Regions from separate parts of the Homo sapiens genome. Here regions 1, 2 and 4 are each linked to region 3. A link is a loop called in an ENCODE intact Hi-C map of the cell type or tissue named here. Cell type or tissue: endothelial cell of umbilical vein. All regions are shown on one strand. Region 1 holds the start of ARHGEF11 (Rho guanine nucleotide exchange factor 11). Region 2 overlaps ETV3L (ETS variant transcription factor 3 like). Region 3 has its middle 18 kb from the start of ETV3. Region 4 has its middle 6.5 kb from the start of ETV3L.

Evidence for each region. Peaks named below come from ENCODE experiments on the same cell type or tissue, not always from the same donor. Only the 100,000 strongest peaks of a DNase experiment are listed, where the experiment ranks them.
Region 1: it touches region 3 in a loop (11-fold over the local background); 2 of 110 quality-filtered maps call a loop at or near these places.
Region 2: a loop joins it to region 3, with 22 times the contacts of the local background. A loop is called at or near these places in 108 of 110 quality-filtered maps.
Region 4: a loop joins it to region 3, with 5 times the contacts of the local background. A loop is called at or near these places in 99 of 110 quality-filtered maps.

The regions. Positions count from the first base shown.
Region 1 is chr1:157,042,851-157,047,850 of GRCh38, forward strand. It overlaps ARHGEF11 (Rho guanine nucleotide exchange factor 11), which reads right to left and starts at 2,892. Exons shown (of 41, transcript NM_198236.3): 1 at 1,449-2,892. The coding sequence starts at 1,480. RefSeq lists a silencer at 2,803-3,102. In endothelial cell of umbilical vein, no CTCF peak of the experiment used is centred here; DNase peaks (open chromatin) are centred at 2,601 and 3,011; H3K4me3 peaks cover 2,496 bases; H3K27ac peaks cover 736 bases; H3K27me3 peaks cover 363 bases.
Region 2 is chr1:157,088,407-157,093,406 of GRCh38, forward strand. ETV3L (ETS variant transcription factor 3 like) reads right to left here. Exons shown (of 5, transcript NM_001004341.2): 5 at 3,637-4,721. The coding sequence ends at 4,243. Among named protein-coding and RNA genes, the nearest start is that of ETV3L, 8.9 kb to the right of the region's middle. RefSeq lists an enhancer at 1,093-1,614. In endothelial cell of umbilical vein, a CTCF peak has its summit at 1,905 (motif pointing right); a DNase peak (open chromatin) is centred at 1,915.
Region 3 is chr1:157,154,132-157,159,131 of GRCh38, forward strand. No RefSeq gene overlaps it. Among named protein-coding and RNA genes, the nearest start is that of ETV3, 18 kb to the left of the region's middle. RefSeq lists a silencer at 26-320 and an enhancer at 3,323-3,834. In endothelial cell of umbilical vein, a CTCF peak has its summit at 2,096 (motif pointing left); DNase peaks (open chromatin) are centred at 970 and 2,040; H3K27ac peaks cover 993 bases; H3K27me3 peaks cover 501 bases.
Region 4 is chr1:157,103,795-157,108,794 of GRCh38, forward strand. No RefSeq gene overlaps it. Among named protein-coding and RNA genes, the nearest start is that of ETV3L, 6.5 kb to the left of the region's middle. RefSeq lists enhancers at 1,515-2,476, 2,671-2,890. In endothelial cell of umbilical vein, no CTCF peak of the experiment used is centred here; a DNase peak (open chromatin) is centred at 2,857; H3K27ac peaks cover 516 bases.

The sequences.
Region 1 (5,000 bases), 110 kb before region 3:
TCCAAGAGGATGAAAAGGGAAGAAGGGCAGCCATGTAAACCATTCCAATTCCTCACCTTGACACACCTCAGTTCTCCCTTTCCAAGGGTCAAACTGCAGAGAGGCCAACAGAAAGGAGGAAGGAGGTCTGAACTGGCCGTACATCCTTTGTGGCTGTCTGCCTCCTCTTCTCCACTGCCAAGTCAGTTCCCATCTAGGGACTGCTGAACTAATCTAAATGGGACTCTGAGGCAATACAGAGATTAGTGCTTGAGAGAGAGAGATTATATGCATTTTAGGCCACATTCCACAACCAAAAGGAAATTATTATTAGCATGGATAACCGAAGGTGGACTGGGCATGGAGGGAACAATTGCTCCCTTGCAAATATTCTTCCCTATCTCTCCAATAATATTTTTTTCCAGGCCCAGTCCTTTCATTTGCTTGTTCAGTCCTTCAACCACCCATCTATCCAGTTAGGATGTGTGCAGTGCCCACAAAACACACCCCCCACAGCAAGGTTCTCATGGGGAGAAGCGTTGAGGAGGGGTAGGGGAGGGAAGGAAAAGGCAGACACCTTACAAAGTTGTACCAATCATTTGGAGGTAAGAATTGCAACCACACAGTAACATTACCAGTGATAGAGGTGGCTGGGCAGACTCTTGGGGCAAGGGGTGTCATGTGTTCAGACTCTGAGGGCCAGTGCTGCTGCCCAGCAGGCCTACGAGCCCAAAACAATTTCTTCTGGCTCCAGGCAGAGGGAAGGCCCATTTTGCAGAGTCAAGCTTATTAAGAACAGCTTGGAAGATTAAACCTAGAGCATCAGCCGGTTGGCAGGTCTCAATTCAAACTCTAAGCTTGGAGGAGAGGAAATTCTAATGTGATCTATGCATTTTGGGACCATGTCAGCTACTGGTAAAAATCCAGACTTGCATGGGTGCAAAGGATGTTTCTGTCCCATCATTCAGGCCAAGAACATCCTCTTCATTTCTAGAAATGGGATCCACCCCGTCACCAAGCCCCACCATTCCATACCAACCAGCCTGGTGGAGGCCCACGCCTCTGCCAGGGCCCTTCTCCCAGCAGCTCCAACACCTAAAGCCAGTCCCCCTAGTGCAACCCTAGGAGCTCACAAGACTGGCTTGCCCCCACCTGAGACTAGCAAGTTGGGTGGACTCAAATTCAGCCTCTACCCTGGCAAAAGTCAAAAGCCACTGGAAGCACATCCTCCTCCTTTCCCTCTCCTGGCTTCACTGTTTATTGCTTATATTCAAAAGACGCTGAATCAAGAGCTATGTTTTTGCACATAACCACATAGGCTGACAGTCCCCAGAGACTAATGCTCCTAGCCCACCAATTCCCATAGCCCACCCAGACCCCTATTTTCAACCATTTATTAAAATGCAACACCACCCCTCCCAGTCTTTCCTTTAGTCAATGTTGAAAAATCAAATTATTAGCAAACCTACCTGTCTATACTCTGGGGTAACCTTACACTCATGGTTTCTCGGTGTCTCCACGGTTCCAGAATCCTGTAGCTTTGGTGTCTTGATCAGGATTGAATCGCTTGCAATTTTTGAGCAAGGTGAGAGGAGGGCCTCCCAACTTGAAGATAGAATCCTTTCTCCTCCAGCTCTCAGGACCCTGGTAACTGATGCTCCACTCTACTTCTACCAGTGAACATGATTTCCTTTCTCAGCCCCTCTTCCCCTCCCCCGCTTTAAAAAAAAAGAAAAGAAAAGAAAAAAGAAAAAAAAAGGAAAAGAGGAAAAACTACGACCTTCTCAGAAACCAAAAACCCAGCCACGAATCTCTTCAAGGTTAGCACTATGGCCAAAAAAAAATGAATCACAGAAAAATGTGCCTTCAAAATATCACTGTTAACTGCAAAGTACAGATAAAACCATCCTTTAAATCCAGCTTTCTCAGCTGTCCTTCTGTTGGCAAGAGACCCTCTAGCTCAAAGGGGGAAAGTAATTTTCTAGTCTCCAATGCTTAATATGACAACAGCAAATATCTTTGAGGAAAGGAAAAAAAAAAGGATTAATAAATCCGAAATGGCACTTGGAAAAATTCTTTCGGCTGATTTGTACAGTAAAATAATAAATAAAACCATACAATAGTATGTACACAACAGCACTCCTTCCAAGTCCAGTGCAACCCTGGGAACCAAAATTTATGGACTTCCTTAAAAAAAAAAAAGCTTTTACATTAAATGTTTTGAAATTCTTAAATGAGCCAATTGCACCAAAAAAAAAAATAAAATAAAAATCAAAGAACACCTGAAATGCAATGCTTTTTACCTTTAAGATGGTAGTAATGATAACAAACCAGAGATAATCTCTGAAAATATTCTCTCCTTTTCTTTTTCCTTTAAACTTGCAGGTTCCTCCACCTACCCCAGCCTGATTCTCAGACCCAGCCTACGTTCGGCCTTTTTCTGAAAGACAATTTCCTGAGTTAGTTCTGCTGTTGGGCTCCTCCACATCCAGGCTCCGAAATTTTCTCTTGCCTCAGCCTCCATGAAACGGAGATTTCGCTTCCTCCCGTTCCCCCTTCTCTCTCCCTCTCTCTCGCCCGGCCAGAAAGACGGCTCCCTTATTATTCGTTCGGATTATTATTGTGGATTTGAGTTCGAGGTGGGTTTTTCTTCCACACCAGACTCCTGGAAAATCCGATCGCCTGTCTCCTCTCGGCCTCTCCTTGCCTCCCTTTCCGCCCCTCGCCTAATCTCGCAGGCAGGAGCCCGCAGTGCCTCGCGCAGGACGCCCGGCCGGGCCTCGGGCTCCCGGCGCCGCTCGCCCCGCGCCCGACCGCCGTGTTCCGGCCTTCGCGGCCGCTCGGGACGCCAGGCTCGGCGCACAGGGAAGGCTGCGGCGGCTGCGGCAGGCCGGCACGAGCGGGCGTCCGACTGCCGGCGTCGCGGCCGCGCTCGCCTCCTTCCGGGCCCCTTCCCCCTCGGTTCGCCGCTCGCTCGGGCGCAGGCCCGGCCGGCCGCCCCCCTTCCCTCCCTCCTTCCCTGCGAGCCTTTCTCCTTCCCTCGCTCCCGCGGGGCGGGGCCGCAGGCTCCTCCTCCTCGCTGCGCTGCCCGCCGCCCGCCGGCCTTTCCCCTCACGCCGCGGCGGCCGGGGGCGGGGGCGGGAAGCTGACCGCCTTTCCCTGCCTCGGTTCCCGCGGCCGCGACTCCCGCCGACCGGCCCGCCCCTGTCCCGGCCTCCCTGCGCGCCCTGCCCCCCACAACCCTTTGCCGTCGCTCCTCGGCCGGTCCCCTCTGCGGCCCCTCAGTCGCCGGCCCTGCCCCTCGGCGCGGCCTAGCGGGTTCCCATCTCAGCCGGATCCCCGGCCCGGCCCGCGGGCGACCCCGGCCCTGACCCCGCCAGGCACCGCGCGCCGTCCCCGCCGCCGCCACCGCCACCGCCACCCCTGCCGCCTTTTCGCCGCTTTTCCTCGGCTGCTTTTCCCCCTTTTATTGACTTCTGCTCGGGAGCCGACCTTTGTTTCCTACCCCCTGCCCGCCCAGCCACCGTGCCCGCGCCCCGTGCCCCTGCCCACGGGTGCAGGTTTACCTCTTTGCGTCCACCGGCATTACCCCGGCGCCCGCAGCTGCGGCTCACCCTCTCTCCACCTCTCTTCTGATCTTATTTTTCAAACATTTGTTGCGGCCTCCTTCGTGGTGTCAGTTCTTTTAACTGTTTCCTCCCGTTTCTGTGGTCCTTCCCACTTCTAATACCACCGACTTAGGGGGAAGACCCTTCGCTGTTTCCTCTCGGGTTGGGTTGGGCATCTTAATAGCAGGCTGTGTGAAGTGTCTTTGAACTCTATGGAAGAGCCTTTCCAGAGCAATTCTATTTTCATAACCCCCTCTCATAGAATCACAGTTTCTAAATCTTTACAAGTAACGTGACATTTGTCAGAAGGTGCCGAGCGTTATGATTAAAAATCATTAAGGCCGAGGCGGGGCCTGAGGTCAGGAGTTCGAGACCATCCTGGGCCAACATGGTGAAACCCCCCCCCTCTACTAAAAATACAAAACTAGCCGTACGTGGTGGCGCGTGCCTGTAATCCCAGCTACTCGGTAGGCTAGGGCACGAGAATCGCTTGAACCCGGGAGGCGGAGCTTGCAGTGAGCCGAGATTGCGCCACTGCACTCCAGTCTGGGCAACAGAGCGAGACTCCGTCTCAAAAAACTAATAATAATAAAATTTTTTTTAAAAAATTATTAAAATAAAAAAACTCTCACTAGGATTGGGGAGTGGACTTTGCCTTCTTGCCTAGGTAAATGCCATTGTAAAATACTCTGCAGGCAGTGGGGTGTTTGCATAAGTTCTCTCCTTTCACACTACCTGGATTGTTCTGGGAGGGGGTGGATATGTATATGTAAATTATCTATACACATTCGTGAGCTCTGGAGTGACCTCACCAGTGTTAGAAGTGGTAGATATGCAAATTGCAAGAGGAAAAAGAAACGAATAAGCATCAGTTGAAGACCTACTATGAACCAGGAACTTTCCCTTTAATGTATATCAGGTATAGGTTGGCAAATAAAAGAACCTGCTTCCTTCACCCTGTCTCCACCAACCCCTAGGCCAGAACTCCCCAAAACAGGTGATCTGCCCAGCATTTGAAGCACAGTCTAGATTGTTGCTGACTTAATTGTGTCTTTCTTTCCCATACTACCCGCAAAAATGATGCTCTCAAATGTGGACACTGCTCTGTGGTGACAGACCACTGGTTGCCACACATTTTAAAATAATGTTTTCTTGGCCAGGTGCGGTGGCTCACGCCTGTAATCCCAGCACTTTGGGAGACCGAGGCGAGTGGATCACCTCAAGTCAGAAGTTCGAGACCAGCCTGGCCAACATGGTGAAACCCCGTCTCTACTAAAAATACAAAAAATTAGCTGGGTATGGTGGGGAGCGCCTGTAATCCTAGCTACTCCGGAGGTTGAGGCAGGAGAATCGCTTGAACCCGGGAGGCAGAGGTTGCAATCAGCCAAGATTGCGCCACTGCACACCAGCCTG
Region 2 (5,000 bases), 66 kb before region 3:
AATAAAATAAAAAGTAAAAAGGTTACAGTAAGCTAAGGTTAGTTTATTATTGCAGAAAAAAATCTTTTAAATCAATTGAGTGTAGCCTAAGTGTATAGTGTTTATACAGTGTACAGTAATATCTTCAGGCTTCATATTCATTCAACACTCACTCACCGACCTATCCAGAGCAACTGCCAGTCCTCCAAGCTCCATTCATGGCAAAATGTGCTCTACAGGTGTACCATTTTCTACCTCTTGTGCTGTATTTTTACTGTATCTTTTCTGTGTTTAGATACACAAGTACTTATCATTGTATTACAACTGCCTATGGTATTTAGTAACATGCTGTAAGGTTTGTAGCCTAGGAGCAATAGGCCATGTGCAGCCTAGGTGTGTGGAAGCCTGTACCATCTAGGTTTGGGTAAATATACCCTATGATGTTTGTTCAAAGATTGCCTAACAATGCATTTTTTCAGAATGTATCCCTGTCATTAAGCAATGCATGACTGTTTATTTTTATATATTTAATTGGGAAGACATCCATGAAATATTGTGTTATGGAGCAGCATGTATAGTATTATCCATGTCTATTTGGGCACAATCAGGATTGCCTCAGGCAGGTCATTCACGAGGTATTCCAGAAGAAGGCGTTGTTATAGCAGATGACAGCTCCATGCATGTTATGGCCCCTGAAGACTTTCCCGTGGGACAAGATGTGGAGCACTGAAATCTTATGTATAAAATATTTATATGGTGCTTGAATTTTTTTCTTCCCCCTGGGTCAGGGTCTTCATTAGGGAATGAAAGGGGGAGGACGGGGATTGTCCTCACTCTCACCAACAACTCAGGACAGCAAATACTTTGCTTTTGTTTTTGTTTTTAAATCTCCAAGGCGGGCCGGGCACGGTGGCTCACGCCTGTAATCTCAGCACTTTGGGAGGCCAAGGTGGGCAGATCCCCTGAGGTCAGGAGTTTGAGACAAATTTTGTATTTGTAAAAATACAAAAATTAGCCTGGCATGGTGGCCCACGCCTGTAATCCTAGCTACTTGGGAGGTTGAGGTGGTAGAATCACTTGAACGCAGGAGATGGAGGTTGCAGTGAGCCGAGATCATGCCACTGCAGTCCAACTTGCGAGACAAAGTGAGATCGTGTCTCAAAATAAACAAACGAATAAATAAATAATCACTCAGGAATAAATTTTAAAACTTTTCTCTTCACATATATACTCATTTCTAAGGGATTTTCAATTCTGTAATTGAGTGGTCATGGTGAAATGGAAAGAACATTAAGTGATAATTAGGAAATGTATGTTCTACATTTGATTCTTCTCTTGTTTGGTTTTGAACAAGTACCTTCTTCTCTCTGGGCCTGTGAAGTTACGGGACTTGAACTTGATGCTCTCAAAGGTCCCTTCTGATTCCTAACAGTGCAGCCCGGGAGCCTGACTCCCTGAAACTCCCGAGGCCCAGGTGTGTATCTGCACGTGCCTTTGGTACGGTGGAGCCGAGTGCCCAGGAGCAGGGCTGGCAGGTGAGCTGACTCTGCTGTGTCTCGGCCCGGTGTCCACTGTCCTGGAAGAAGACTGAGCATCCACAGCATTCTATCCCCAGATGAGGCTGACAGTCACAGTCACAGATGGCCAGAGGATGTGCTGTCACCTGGTTGCACCAGAAACAAACAGGCTGCAGAGTGTGTTGCTACGTTAGACCTATACGCCTTTGGTGGATAGTCCATGATTTGCTAAGGGGGTTTGAAATGGGAAGGTTCTCACAAAATGCTTTTATTCTGCAACTCTCTTCCTCCTCTCAGAGGATTCCAAGGTGGGCATCACCCCTTCACCTCAGAGTCGGCTGTGGGCTCTGCACCCAGCCTAGGCCGGGGCTCTGAGCTCCTCTCGACCGCCGGTACTGACTCTGGCCACCAGAGGGCACTCTTGCCTTGTGGAGACCAACAGTCTTCTGAGTCCGAGGAACCTGGTTCCCATCTTTGCCAGAACATCTGGATTTGCTGAAGCCTTTCTCTACTTAAGTGGTTCTCCACTGGGAGCAGTTTCTCCCCTCTCCCCAGGAGACATTTACCAATGTCTGGAGACAGTCTGGTTGTCCTAACCGGGTGGGGGAGGGTGCTCCTGGAATCTACTGAGTAGGGGCCCCAGATGCTGCTAAACGCCCAGGAATGCACAGGACAGCCGCCCACAACAAAGAATTATGCAGCCGAAAATATCAACAGTGCCAAGGTTGAAAAAGTCTGCTCCACTCGAATCTATTGCCTAGACGCAGAGTGCACCATCTGGAAATGTAAGTCCTCCGGGGCTGAGCTTTTAGTCTCCCAGTTTCACCTACTCCAAAGAGAAATTTTAGAAGAGTGACCTCGAGGCATTTCCCATTGCCTGAGACGTGAGGGTCACAGATACCACAAAGCACTGAAGAGGCAGTGGGGTCTGGCAGAGGGGCATGTGAAGATCCCCATGAAGGAGAACAATTCTGTCCCAGGAGCTGGTCTCTCTGAACAGGGCCCAAACCCCATGACAAAACCATCCAGTTCCTTATGCTGGAGCAGACAACACTAGCTCTTTGTCTCCCAAAACTGGGCAGGGTGATGGGAAAGCCCCTGGGAGCTCGTCCTTCCTGCAGGGCCAGGGATGGGCCTGTGGCTTTGGGGGCAAGTGAGAAGCAGTTTTCATTGTAGCGCTGGGAACTCTCAGGAGAGAAACTCTGTGGTCCCCACTTTCTTGGCATCTGACATGAAGGAGGGAGACTGAGATGAAGAACTCTCATAGATCCTTTCTCCTGGCCTAGATCCAGCTTGGAAACCCAGGACCTGTGTGCTGTGTCCATCACCACCTTCCTGAGGAGCGAGGGCCCATCCTGCCCCACTCTGGGTCTCTCCTTTCCCAGTTCCATGTGTGGCCCTGTGGCCATGCATATGCCACTAAGAAGGGCTGAGAGGCTGCAGAAGCACGTGCTCAGGGCGTCCTTGAGAAGGATGCACCAACTCCTGGGGCTGAGGAACAGGGACAAACATTGAGTAAAGGGGCCCTCTGTGCCACACGAGTCCATGCTCCATGTCATAGAAAGGGAGTGGGGACAAATCCTAGGCTTGTAATTGGCAGCCTAGAGACAGTAGGGTGATGGGATCAACAGTCATGGCTCCTGGGGCACCCCTCTCTGTTGGCATGTCCTTGTTTGGGCAAAAGACCCTCTCTGTCACATGTCCCCTACTTTCCAGGCACCTGATGCCTCACTGCTGCTCTGCTTGGCATTCTTAGGGCCTGGGGTGTAGAGGAAAAGGGGCCCCTGACAGCATCCTCCTCCTCCTCCTCACCCAACCCTTCTGCTCCAAGGTGGTCCACAGGGATCTGAGGGCCGTTCTTTAAGGACCCCTGCTGTAGTCTGAAGTTCCTCCCTTGAGGCGGGTTTCCCACTGTGCCCAGGAAGCTCCTCATGCCCTGGCTTCCTTCCAGCCTTTCTGTCTGAGAGGAGATGCTGGCAGGAGGGAAGAGACTGGCTGGTGGGATGTGTAGCTCCACTCCAGGCCTCAGGTCCTCCTCCAAACTCCTGTTCGGGCCTTTTCCCATCACACCAGTCCAGAACGCAGGAGGAGCACAGTGGGAGGATGGGGGTCCACTGCAGGGGGGGGTGGTCAGCCAGAGGACAGTTTGCAAGGGCATTTTATTCATGGTCACAGTGGAGTATTACAGAGCAGAGAAGGCCAGTGTCTCCCCACCCCACTTGCCTGGGTCCTGGGGAAATGGAGAGAGGAGGAAGTGCCTGCATGGGACAGGGGTTTCCAGGGTCTCAGAAATCAGAGGGATGGGAGAGAAGTTGCATGGAGGGGTGAGAAAGGGACTGGAGACCTTAGCCTGGAATGGGGAGATGGGCCCCAGACAAGACTCAGGGAACACAACCACCCCTGTCCTCTCCCCAGGCTAGACCCTTAATTTTCCCCCTTATGTGGGCAGGATGGAAATTATAGAAACTTTATTCTCGTCTCCCTGAAGAAAAGTTGAGATTAGGAATGTCCCCTTAGTCTGCTTAGCAATATGGTGAAAGAGGAGGGGCACCCTGTCTTGGTTTTTCCCATTTCCACATTCACACCTTCCCTGCAATGCTCCCCACCTTGGGTCCAACTCCACCCCTTCAAATCCTGCAATTTCAGCCCATGTCCAGCCAGGGGAAGGGGCTAACCCAGAGGCGGTGGGCAAGAGGAGAGATGGACTTTGGAGGACTCCTCCCCAACTTCCCACCTTCCTCTCTAGTTAAGGAGGATCCAAGGGCCACACTGCTTTGAGGTTCTCCAGATTGGGGGAAGTAAGGCTTTCCTCCCCAGTTTTGAGTCTGCGGGTCTCTGGGCAGAAGACCTCCCTGGGATCCAGGCCTCCCTTTGCCTCCATCATGGGAGCAGGCTTTACTTCCAGCCCCTCGGGCCTGAGGGACAAGAGCCAAAGCCTCTCACCCGCACCCTGTCCCAGCCCTGCCAAGAGAGGAAGCCCTGGAAAATGCCAGGCCCCTGGGAGGCTCCTAGGTCCTGGGAGCAGGATGTCTGGCTTAAAAGCCCCTGGGAGCTGCTGCTCTGACGGGAGAGGAGGCAAGAAGGGCCCCGAGAGACAGGTCCAGTTGGAGGGCAGAGGGGGCGGGAGGGGAGGAGTGAAGGAGGCAACACCAGGCAGCTCGCCTTGGACGCTCCCCAAATGGCAGCAAAGGCCCAGCCGGCAGGGGCCTGGGGCAGAGCCAAGTCCTAGAGAAAGAAAGAGAGAAAGGGTCAAGGGAGCCCAACCTCTCGCAGATGCTCCTTGCTCCTCCCATTTCCCAGCCCTTCTTGTTTCTTGCTTGGAAGTCTCTTCCTCGCCCCACTGCCCTTCCTTTTCTTTCTGTCTTATTTTTTTGAGAGAGAGTCTCTCTCTGTCACCCAGGCTGCAGTGTAGGCTTGAACCCCACCTGGGTTCAAACGATCCTCCCACCTCAGCTTGCTGAGTAGCTGGGACTACAGGTGCGTGTGCCACCATGCCTGGCTAAT
Region 3 (5,000 bases):
TATGGTGGTGAGGATGAGGAGCCCTGGAGTGAGTTGTGGAGAGGGTCAGTCTCGGGGAACTTCTTGGAGGAGGAAGAGAAGGAGGCTTGGCTTTGGCCAGGAAGGGAGCATTAGCAGCACAGGAAGGGATGAGAATGAGGGTGGGGTTTGCTCACTGCAGGGAAGATGGGGCTTCCTGCCCTTGGCTGGGATTCTGGGCATGGTCCCCTAATCCATCAGCAGGAGTGCTGGAAGAGGAGTAGTCACAGCTGCTGCGAGGGGCCTGTGATGAGATCTCTAGGGAAACGAGGACAAGAATAACCATTCTAATGCCCAGGATGGCTCCATAGCTCAGCTGCCTTCTTATCTCCGTGCCATGTGGACACCTCACACTCCCAGTCCCTTGTTCATCCATTTCCCTCCTTCCCACGCCCTCAGGCTGTGGGAGGAGAGCACTGCCACCTCCCAGCTGTGTGTGGGGACAGTGGGCCTGGCCACCTGTCTCCTCCTTCACCTCGGCCCCATCAGGGTCCCTTCCTTCTGGGCTGGCAGGGCCCACTCTGTTCCTGACAGACAAATCAGCAGTCTTCCCTGTCTCCCACCACCCCTCTCCCTCTGCTTTGCCCCCAGCCCTCACCCTCTCCCCTGAGCTGACTGATAGGGATAAAACCCTGATACTCAGGAAGAATGGAGGGGGTGAATGCTCTCTTGGGTTTCTGGCTCCTCAGTCTCATCCCCTGGTATCCCCCAGCCCCCTCCCTCACCTCCCAGCTCCTCCTCTTTGGTGGCCACAGCCCCAGCTCTTCCCTTGACGCCCCTCAGGCCTGCCCTCCACCCCTACCCACCTCTGCCTGCAGGAGGGCACAGCAGCACTCCTGCCCTGGCCTGGGCAGCCCTGTCCTTGGGGCAGGGCAGCTCAGCTTCTGGGATTTCCCCAGCCTACAGCCAGAAGGAAGTCTGACTTGGAGAGGGGAAACCTTACTCTTGGCCTCTGTCCAGCTCCTGACAAGACCAAAGTTCAGGGGCGGAGCTGGTTTCCCTGGTCAGCTGGGGACTCCCACTGACCTCTACTTATCAGGATTCGGGGTTTAGGTCTCTGGGCCTGGAGAGCAGGTCAGGGGCAGGGAAACGAGGGGCGGGGGAGGGTGAGAGCTGGAGGGCAGTGTGGTGAAGGAGCTGCCGTGCCAAGGCCCCTGCCCACTTCCCCCAGGCCTGGCTTTTCCTGTCCCTGAACCATGTTGAATGGTGGGGCGGGGGCTCTTGGGACTGTCTCCCTCTCCTGAGCTGGGCATGTGTGCAGGTGGGCGTGGCTGGCTTCACAGTGTCTGCATCCTCAGGGCTGATAAGGGGCCTGCAGCAGCACCACCCTCTCCAGCCCTCTGGGGAACCCCAGCTGTGGCTCCAGAGAAGAGTGGGTTTGGGGCACAATGCACCCGTGGTCTCATTTCGAGACATACAGGGGCTGGAAAGGCGGGGGGCTGGAGGCTGGTCTTCACTGGTGCCTCAGTTTCCCCTTCCCTGGGGCCGTTGCTGGGGGAAAGTGATAAATTCTATGAATGGGGTGGTGGAGGAACTGCCTCCTTTTCCAGGGGCTCTGGCCCAGCAAAGGCTTCACAGTCAACACGAGCTCCTCTATCTCCGCGCTGTCTCTCCTCTGCCCTTACCCCTGGTTGTCCTCTTCACAGGCTCCAAATGGGCCCCTGGGGACCCCTCAGCAGCCAACACAACAGGGAACCAGCAAGAGCCAGCCTCCAGGGAGGACGGGCAGACAACACTGGTGACTCTGCACATTCCACACCCCGCCCACCCTGCCCCCGGGCCACCTTTCCCGTCCCCTGTCCTTCCTCTGTCCTCAGACCCAGGCTGGGGTCTCTTTTTCAGGGCTCTTCTTGGGGGCTGGGCTCTCCCGCCCCATACTCAGGGCAGAGGGAAGAGAGAGAAACTGAGGCAAAAGGGGGTAAGCACGGGTGGGAAACACTGACTGGGCTGGAGTCAGGGTCCGAGTCCGGTGGGGGCCGCAAGCACTCCAGAGCCGAGGACCGGGAGTTTCTGGGGAGGGAGAAGCTGTGCAAGGGGCCAGCGCCCCCTGGTGGAAAGTATTGTAGCGACAGCCACCGCAAGCTGGGTCGCCGAGGCTGGCTGTTGGGGTCACGGGGGCTGTCTTTCCCCTTACCACTTGGGGGTGGTATTAGTAGAGTCCAGAGGAAGAAGGAGCACAGCCCTGCACAGAGTCCAGGCAATATCCGCTTTAGCAAGAGCTGGATTTAAGAAGGACTGTCCAGGAGTCCTTTTCTATTCTGGTGCCCCTTGGGGGAAGTTCCTCCACCCTGTCCATCTCATTTTCTTATCTGTCCAGCGAGTGGTAGGTTATCATGCCATCTCCAAGGCCCTTCTGGCTCTGGCATCTGGAGGTTCTAGGTCAGGAAGGAGCTGATGGTTTAAATTACCTCTCTGGTATGGGAATTTCCTTCCGCCTTGCCTGTGCTCACATCTGCTTCAGCCACACTGGCCTCCTGTTCCTGGAACACACCAGCATGTCCTACCGGAGAGCCTTTACATAGGCTGATTTCTCTGCCTGGGAAGCTAGTCCTCAGATGCCTGCTTGGCCCTCGTTTACTTCCTTCCAGTTTTTTCCCTACTCTCCATCTTCATGCAGCCTGTTCTGACCATTTGATGTAAAATTGAAGCCACCCCTGGCTCCAGGTCCAGAACCTCACCACCATGTACCTTTTCCAGAGCCCTTGTCACATTCTAACATACTGCATCATTTCCTTATTTGTTAATTTGTTTAGATATGAGGTCTTGCTATGTTGCCCAGGCTGGTCTCAAACACCTGGGCTCAAGCAATCCTCCTGCCTCTGCCTCCTGAAGTGCTGGGATTACAGGTGTGAGCCACCATGCCCACCTTCCTTATTTATTATGATTACAGTGAAGTTCTTTTCTCCTTCTAATAGGATGATCAGGGCAGGGAGTTTTGTAGGCTTCCTTTATAGATATACTTTAGGCACCTGGGACAGTGGCTGACACATAGTAGGAGCTCATTAATTATATGTGGAGGGAATGAGTATATCACTGAAGAGGATCTGGGCTGGAGACAGACAGGCCCACCCTAATAGCTCATAGTTAGCATGTAGGTATGATTGTGCTACTGTGACAAAAATAGGGTTTGATTGGAAGTGACCACATTGCTGCTGAGGTAGGGCAAGTGAGAAGAAGGTGAGGGCGTGTAGAGGAGAGCAGAATATAGCTGGCTTCCGTCCTTTGCTGTATCAACAGACTGGCACCCAGTTTACCGAGACATTCTCAGCCTGATCCATGGACCATCAATTCTGAGAGATACTTCTTGAGAAAGGAGGAGAGAGGAAAGGTCAGATAAATTTGGAAAGTGATACAGACCAGATCCCTTCTGAAATATTCATAGTCTCTAGTCCAGTAGGAAAATCAGCTTAAATTCTTTAATATGGTGTTTTGCAATATGTATGTCCATAGGGTTCTGCATTTCCAAATTCCTTCCTTTCTTTTCTTTTTCTTTTTAAGCTGAGCTCCTGCTAAATTAGTATTCTGACTCATCAGATACTTTGGGAAATGCTGACTTACAAGATGAGGCTTAACTCCCGAGCATGGCATTCAAAACCGTCGTGGTTTCTTCCAGTGTCTCCAGACTAGTCTCAAACATGCCCGATGTTTTCCCCATCCCACACAGTTCCTATTTGTTCATGGTTCTTTCAGCGGCCCCCTGCAACTCCCACATCCCCATCTCCAAAACTCCTTCCTGGCCCAGATGGAGTGCCCCTTTCCCAACCCTGCCTGCGGGTACTGTCTACACCCCTCGGTGTGCTTTTCCCATCCCCCTGCTGGGTCCCAGTTGCTCTTTTTCCACCTTGGTTTGCTGCCTCCTGGAGCTGCTCCTTCCAGGCATGTGTGAGGTCTGCTCACTCTGCTTCCCCAGGGCCCACTCCTTGAGCGGCTTCAGTGGATGCAGGACCCACGCAGTTCTGTGGCTGCAGAGAGGGAAGGGACACCAGCTCATTGCCTCTCACACTCCAGAAGGGGGCCTTGCTGATACCTCTGTTAGCACTGACCTCTGAGTGTCTTTAGTATCTTCCTCTCTGTGGATCCTTCTGTCCTTTCAAAAGTGCTGAGCAGTTGCCGTCGTACACATGACTGGATTTCTCCAATGGACAAATAGTCAATGATATGTATAGATAATTCACAAAGTTGAAATACAGCTAGTTAAACTTTTGAGAAAATGTTCTAACTTACCAGTAGTCATGGAAATACAAATTACATTTGATGCAACACTGTCAATAATGTGTATCAAGAACTGTAAGAATATGCATATGATGTGCCTCAGTTACCCTCACTGTGAATAAATCCTAAGGAAGAAAACAAAAATATTGGAAACACAAGGCACTTTTAAAAGGCCTTTTTAAATGTGAAAAATAACAGACAGAAAAGTACATAATAAAACAAGTGTAAAGCTTAATGAATTCTCACAAAGCAAATGCCCAACATAAGCACCACTACCTCACAAGATGGATACCACCGGCCCCTCGAGGCACTCTGTGTCTCTTGCCAATCACAAGGCCTCCCTGCCTACGCCCTGAGAGAACTTCTGCTTGTTTTTGTTTAGAGTTTGACCCCTTTGGCACACATCATGAACACGATGATTTGGCTTTGCATGTGTTTGGGATTCACACATATGTGAAATCAAGTGTTTGTGTTCTTTTGTCTCCAGTTTCTTTCACTCAACGTTATGGGAGCCTTTTCCACAAGTCCTGGGATGCAGGTGCATTCTGCTAGTGAAGTTAGGGGTTGAATCGCCGAGTCACAGGGATTATTAGTGATCATGTGTATAAGCCCCTAACACAGTGCCCAGTAAGTGGTGGGCACTTACTACATGTTTCATTCTTTCCTCTCCCCTATGGAGAAGGGCCCATCTCCATCCCTGGAGCAGGCTCCTCCCGCTCCCGTACCCAGTACTGACTGGCTTCCCTTCCTGCTTCCACCACTTCTTGCCC
Region 4 (5,000 bases), 50 kb before region 3:
CCAAGACCCCCTATGGCAAGATCTTAGAGGAGAATGAGTATTGAAAACCATAAATCAAAAAGGATCATAACCCAATCTCAAATGATCAAAGTGGCTTCTCTTAAGCACTTTGTGTTTCTTGAAGGGTTGTAGCAGCCAGCAATTAGTATTGTCATCACACCATCATTCTGATTACTAATAATATGATTAACCCCCTTGGCCAGTGTAAATGTTCATTACAACACATGTATGTTTTAGGTCATTACTTAATAAAAGCAATACAGATGCTGAAGATAACAGTAGAGAGTAAGCCTTAAGCTAGGGCTTGGAGCCAAAGGAAATGTCCAAAGCACAGGTCACCTTTTGAAGATTTTAGTTAATATGAATTGAGCCCCTATCATGCTCCCAGTATGGGGTTTAACATGTTTTCCTATGTTACTTCATTGACTCTTCACAATAACCCTTCGAGATGGGCATTATCTGTTTTGTATGCTAAGGAAATTGAGGCTCAAGATTAAGAGACTTGCATAATATCCTGGCCAAGTGGTGGAGCTGGATGGGAACAGGTCTGTCTGACTTCAGGCTCCAAGCTGTAATCAGTCAATCAGGGCAGAAAAGTTGAGGATGAAACTTCAGAGCAGAGAGGTGAGGCTGATGGGAGGCCCTGGGCCCTGAAGGAAGCACTTCTAGTCTAAACCCTCCATGTGGGCTCTTTGCTGGAAAAATTATCCACAGAGTCCCCAGAAAGCCAGAGGACAGCCAGCCAAATGGGCAGAGAGCAATACAGAAAGGATGAGAAAGACAAGAACCTACAGAATCTTAAAAAAAAAAAAAAAAAAAGTCAGAGTGTTCAAGACCAATGCCGCATGTATACAAAGTGGAAAGTTGCATCAAAAGTCCCTTTGTTGTTGGGGCCTTTTAAGGGGCTGAAGTGGATTGACTGCATAATCAGATTGATTGGACAAACCAAGTGTTTTCAGTGACTGCTTGATTGATTCAGTGGGAAAATGGGACTGTGTGTAAATACAAAGGCAGCGGGAAGAGATGGGCCATGTGAGTCAGCAAGAAAGAGAGTGAATCAGAGAGTATCAGAAAGAGAAAGAGTGATGCAGAAATCAAAAGCTGTGGACACAGGTGAGGTCCAGAATATGGCCCAGGGGATGGAAAGATCAGAGTGGAGAAACCAGCTTAGAGGAGCGACAGTGCAGGGAGAAACCCCTTGGAGACATTGCGTTGGTGACCTCCAGGGGGTATTTTGTGCTCGTCAGCCCTGAACAAACTGCATCCCCCACCCCTACACCAAATCCCCAATCTGATTAGAAGCTTCTGGTCTCTCCTCTTGATCTCAGCCCCAAGTGGAGAGTGGTTAGTCCTGAGACCTGCTTTAATGCTATTAGTTAAAGCTGCTTAGGTAGGAGAGCAAGAGGGGCTGGGGGCCTGGGAGGGTCAAAGCCAGTCGCCTTTTTCCTTGGAGAATTTGGGGGAAGGAGAGGGCTAGATACCCTTCCTTCATGTCCCCTTAACTTCTCTTTCCTTCTCCCCTGACCAAGGGATATGCTGGCAGTGACCCCAAGGGCATCTTTTCTCTCCCTGCCCAGGCAATAGAGAGGACCCCTTTTTGATGCTGGGTGCTGGGAATCAGCCAGACGAACCCTGTCTCCCTCCTGCAGCCTCAGCTCTTCCTTCTATCTCCACAGCTGGGAGAGCCTCCCCGAGTGGGGTCCAGCAGCAGTCCTGCTTCTCCTTCTCTTTCCTCAGTCCTCAACGCCCCTCCAGGCTCCCTCTCGACTGCTGTCACTGCCCAGTCCCCTCATACAGCCTCAGATCTCTGCCCAGCCCCTCCTCTTAGTCCCCCTGTCCCTTGCAGATGCCTCCAACTCTTGTCTCTTGGGTCCCTGGGGGCCGTGGGATTTAAAAGTTTTGTGTAACTCCGTGGAGCAGAAATCCAAACCCAGACACTCCCATCCCCTGCCCCTCAGACCTGTCACGATGGGCAGCTGAAGGTCGGGGGAAGGTCATCCCCTGACACACCTTCAGGGACCCAGGGGCTCGGGAAGGGACGAGGGTGTCTGGAGACCAGCTTCCAGCTCCGCACCCATCCCTCTGCCTGTCAGGCCCCGGCCGGTCTCCACTTCTCTCTGTTTGACCGGTTTATCTTTCTTCACCTCATTTGCTCCTTCACTGTTCTCTCCTCTTCCCTCCCACTTTAATTCTTTTTCCTTCTTTCCACTTCCCACCCAGCAACCTTCTCTTGGCCTTTCTTCCCCACCATTATTGATTTTGCCATGTATTTTTCCACTCCTGTCTCTCTTCTCCCCTGTCCTCTCCTCTGCCAGTTTCTCTTGGTCTCTCCATTTCTGCCTTTACTTCCTGTGTCTGCCGATCCTATGGCCTCTCTTTGTTGCCCTACCTATCCTGCCCCTTGGAATGCCCATTTCCCTCCTCTGGAGTGTTGCCTGTCTCAACACTTCTTTCCCAGCCTGGTGCTCTCTGTTTTGCTGTCTCTGTCACTGTCTCCTGTTGTTGCTTTCTGTTTCCTTGTCTGTCTTTCCTCTCTTGCCCCCCATCTCTCATCCATGCTTTGGAGAAGGAAACTGACCACAGGCCTCCCAGCTTCCCTGCCCTGCCCTTATAGCACCACCACCCCACTCCCCTACTTCCTCCTCAGATCCCCCCTGCGCCCCTCGACCTTCCCCTAGTGGCAACCTCATTCCCATCAGCTGTGCCTGGGGGAGCCCCCTGCCTGGACACCCCCTGATCCTTCCCTTTGTCCCCCCAACACAGAGACAAGAAATCCCCTCCAGCAGGCGATGACGTGGCAGAGGAGCAGGTCAGAGGCAGAGGAAGTGAAAGCTCCTAGCAAACAGCTGAGCTGGATGAGCTGGCAGGGCCAGCATGGGGCTGAGTAACTGGGACCAGGACAGCAGCGTGAGAAGCAGGCATCTGAGGCCATTCTCCCCAGCTGGGGGCCTCTGATACCTTCTGACTCAATCCCCAACCCTCAACCCTCATGTCCACTTCCAGCCTCAACCCCAACCCCAATCTTAACAAGAACCTTCAACTTCCACTAAGCCCAAAGCCTCATTGAAGGCTGCATCCATGCACCCTGGTCCCTGTGCCCACTGGAGCCCCACTGCCCTTGGGCAGGACCAGAAAGGGGCTCGGAGGTGGCGAGACAGCAGCACCACTCTCCCCAGCCCTTCTCCTCTTGTCTCCACTGGGAAGGAGTTGGTGAGACGAGCAGGACTTCTCTCTGCCACGGGAGCATCATCTCTGTGTCTCTCCAGCCTCACAAGCCTGGATCTGCCCTCACCATCACAGGGGCTCTCGTGATAAGCAGGAGACTTCACGTTCTCAGACTTTAGGCTTCTTCTAGTTCCTTGAAAAGGATCCCAAGAGTCTGAGGAAGGGAGGGAGGTAGGAGTGGGGCAGAATCCTCTCATCCCATCAGAGGTTTCAATTCAGAACACCCCAGCCCGGATCAGGTGGGAGCACAATCCTGGTGGCCCTCTGCCCACCCCTGCTCCTTCCCGTCCTCATGCTATGAGGTCCACACCCTCACCTGCCTCCCTCTGCCCAGTAGTAGCCACCAGCTGATTGTCAATCCTCACCCACTGATCTTCAACCTCAGCCACAGGGATGACAGCAGAGAGCTCCCTGAGACACAGAACCCTGGGGCAGGGAGATAGCTGAGGCCAGCATTCGGTCAGCCCCAGGATCCAACTTGATCCATTCATCCCAAGAGTTGTATCTGCCAATAGCTGACCCCAGCTGTGCCCCATCTTGGGGGAGGAGAGCCTATTGGTAGGCTGGACCTGCTGTCATTATGATGTCCTTCTGCAGGTGCCAGGGTTCTCTCTGGCCTAAGTGCCCAACACCTGGCTCTGTGGCTGTCCCATACCTAGATGGAAGAGCCCTGCCACCTCCCACGCAGCTTCAGTGTGACCCTTGGGTTCCCCTCTCCACCCGGTGCCTAGCTCTCTTTATGTCTCCCCTTCCTAATTGCCCCACGATCGGCTCCACCATTGAGGTGGTGGACAGAGAAGGGCTCGTCCCTGCCGGCTGGCCCCAGCTGCAGACCTGCCATCGGAGTCCCTTACCTTGGATCAGCAGCCAGGTCCCCGTGCTCCTCCGACTGGCTCCCTCTGGCGCTCTCCTCGCCCAGCAACGACCCCCTCCTCGCTCATCACACGCGTTAGGGTTACTTAAAATGAGAGCGGGATCTCCAAGCTCCCAGGGGAGCCGATGTGGTTTTCAGACAATAGCATTAACCCTTCGGGGGCTAGCAACACCACGGCCTTGAGCCCCTTCCCTTGCACCCCCACCTCTTTGGGGGTGAGGTGGGAGGGAGTATCTCTCACTGGGTCCTTTGCATCCAGAGCCTGCCTCTGGGGAAGATCAGACCTAAAACATCTGACCCACCGGGAGACTAGGGAGAGGGCTACCCCTTCTTTAACGCCAGGAAAAGGGACGCTGACCTATTGGGAAGGCCTTCTGCTGTCCACCCTTCCTACTTTGTCAGCCCTTCTTTTATGCAGACTTCTGTGGAGATGGAGTCCAGATCTGCAGAAGAAACACCCTTCCCAATCTCTGATTCTTAACACCATCTCACTCCTTGTTTTCTCCTCTGAGCCCCAGACCATGCTCTGCTCACCATGGTAGTGCTGGATCTTTGCAATTTGTAACTTTTCTTCGTAGTCTCCAGTAAAATGATACTAATCATTTACCTAATCTCTTTTCCCTAAGGATTTTAAAGCAGCGATTATGTCTGTTTCCTCTTAGAGTTGTAGAAAATGATTTTTTCCTTTTTTAAAAAAATTAATGTGACTTGAAGTTAGACAGCAGGAAGAACTTCCAACTAAGGGATAAACCAGGCAGGAGAAAGTGATGACGGGGTCATCAGAGAGCCTGCTAAGGAAATATTACAAACAAGAGAAGGGGTAGGAATCCAGAATGTTCTGGGAGGGGATGGAGGACGTGGGTAACTGACCTCAGGAAAGGCTTTTCCAGGGAAGCTGGAG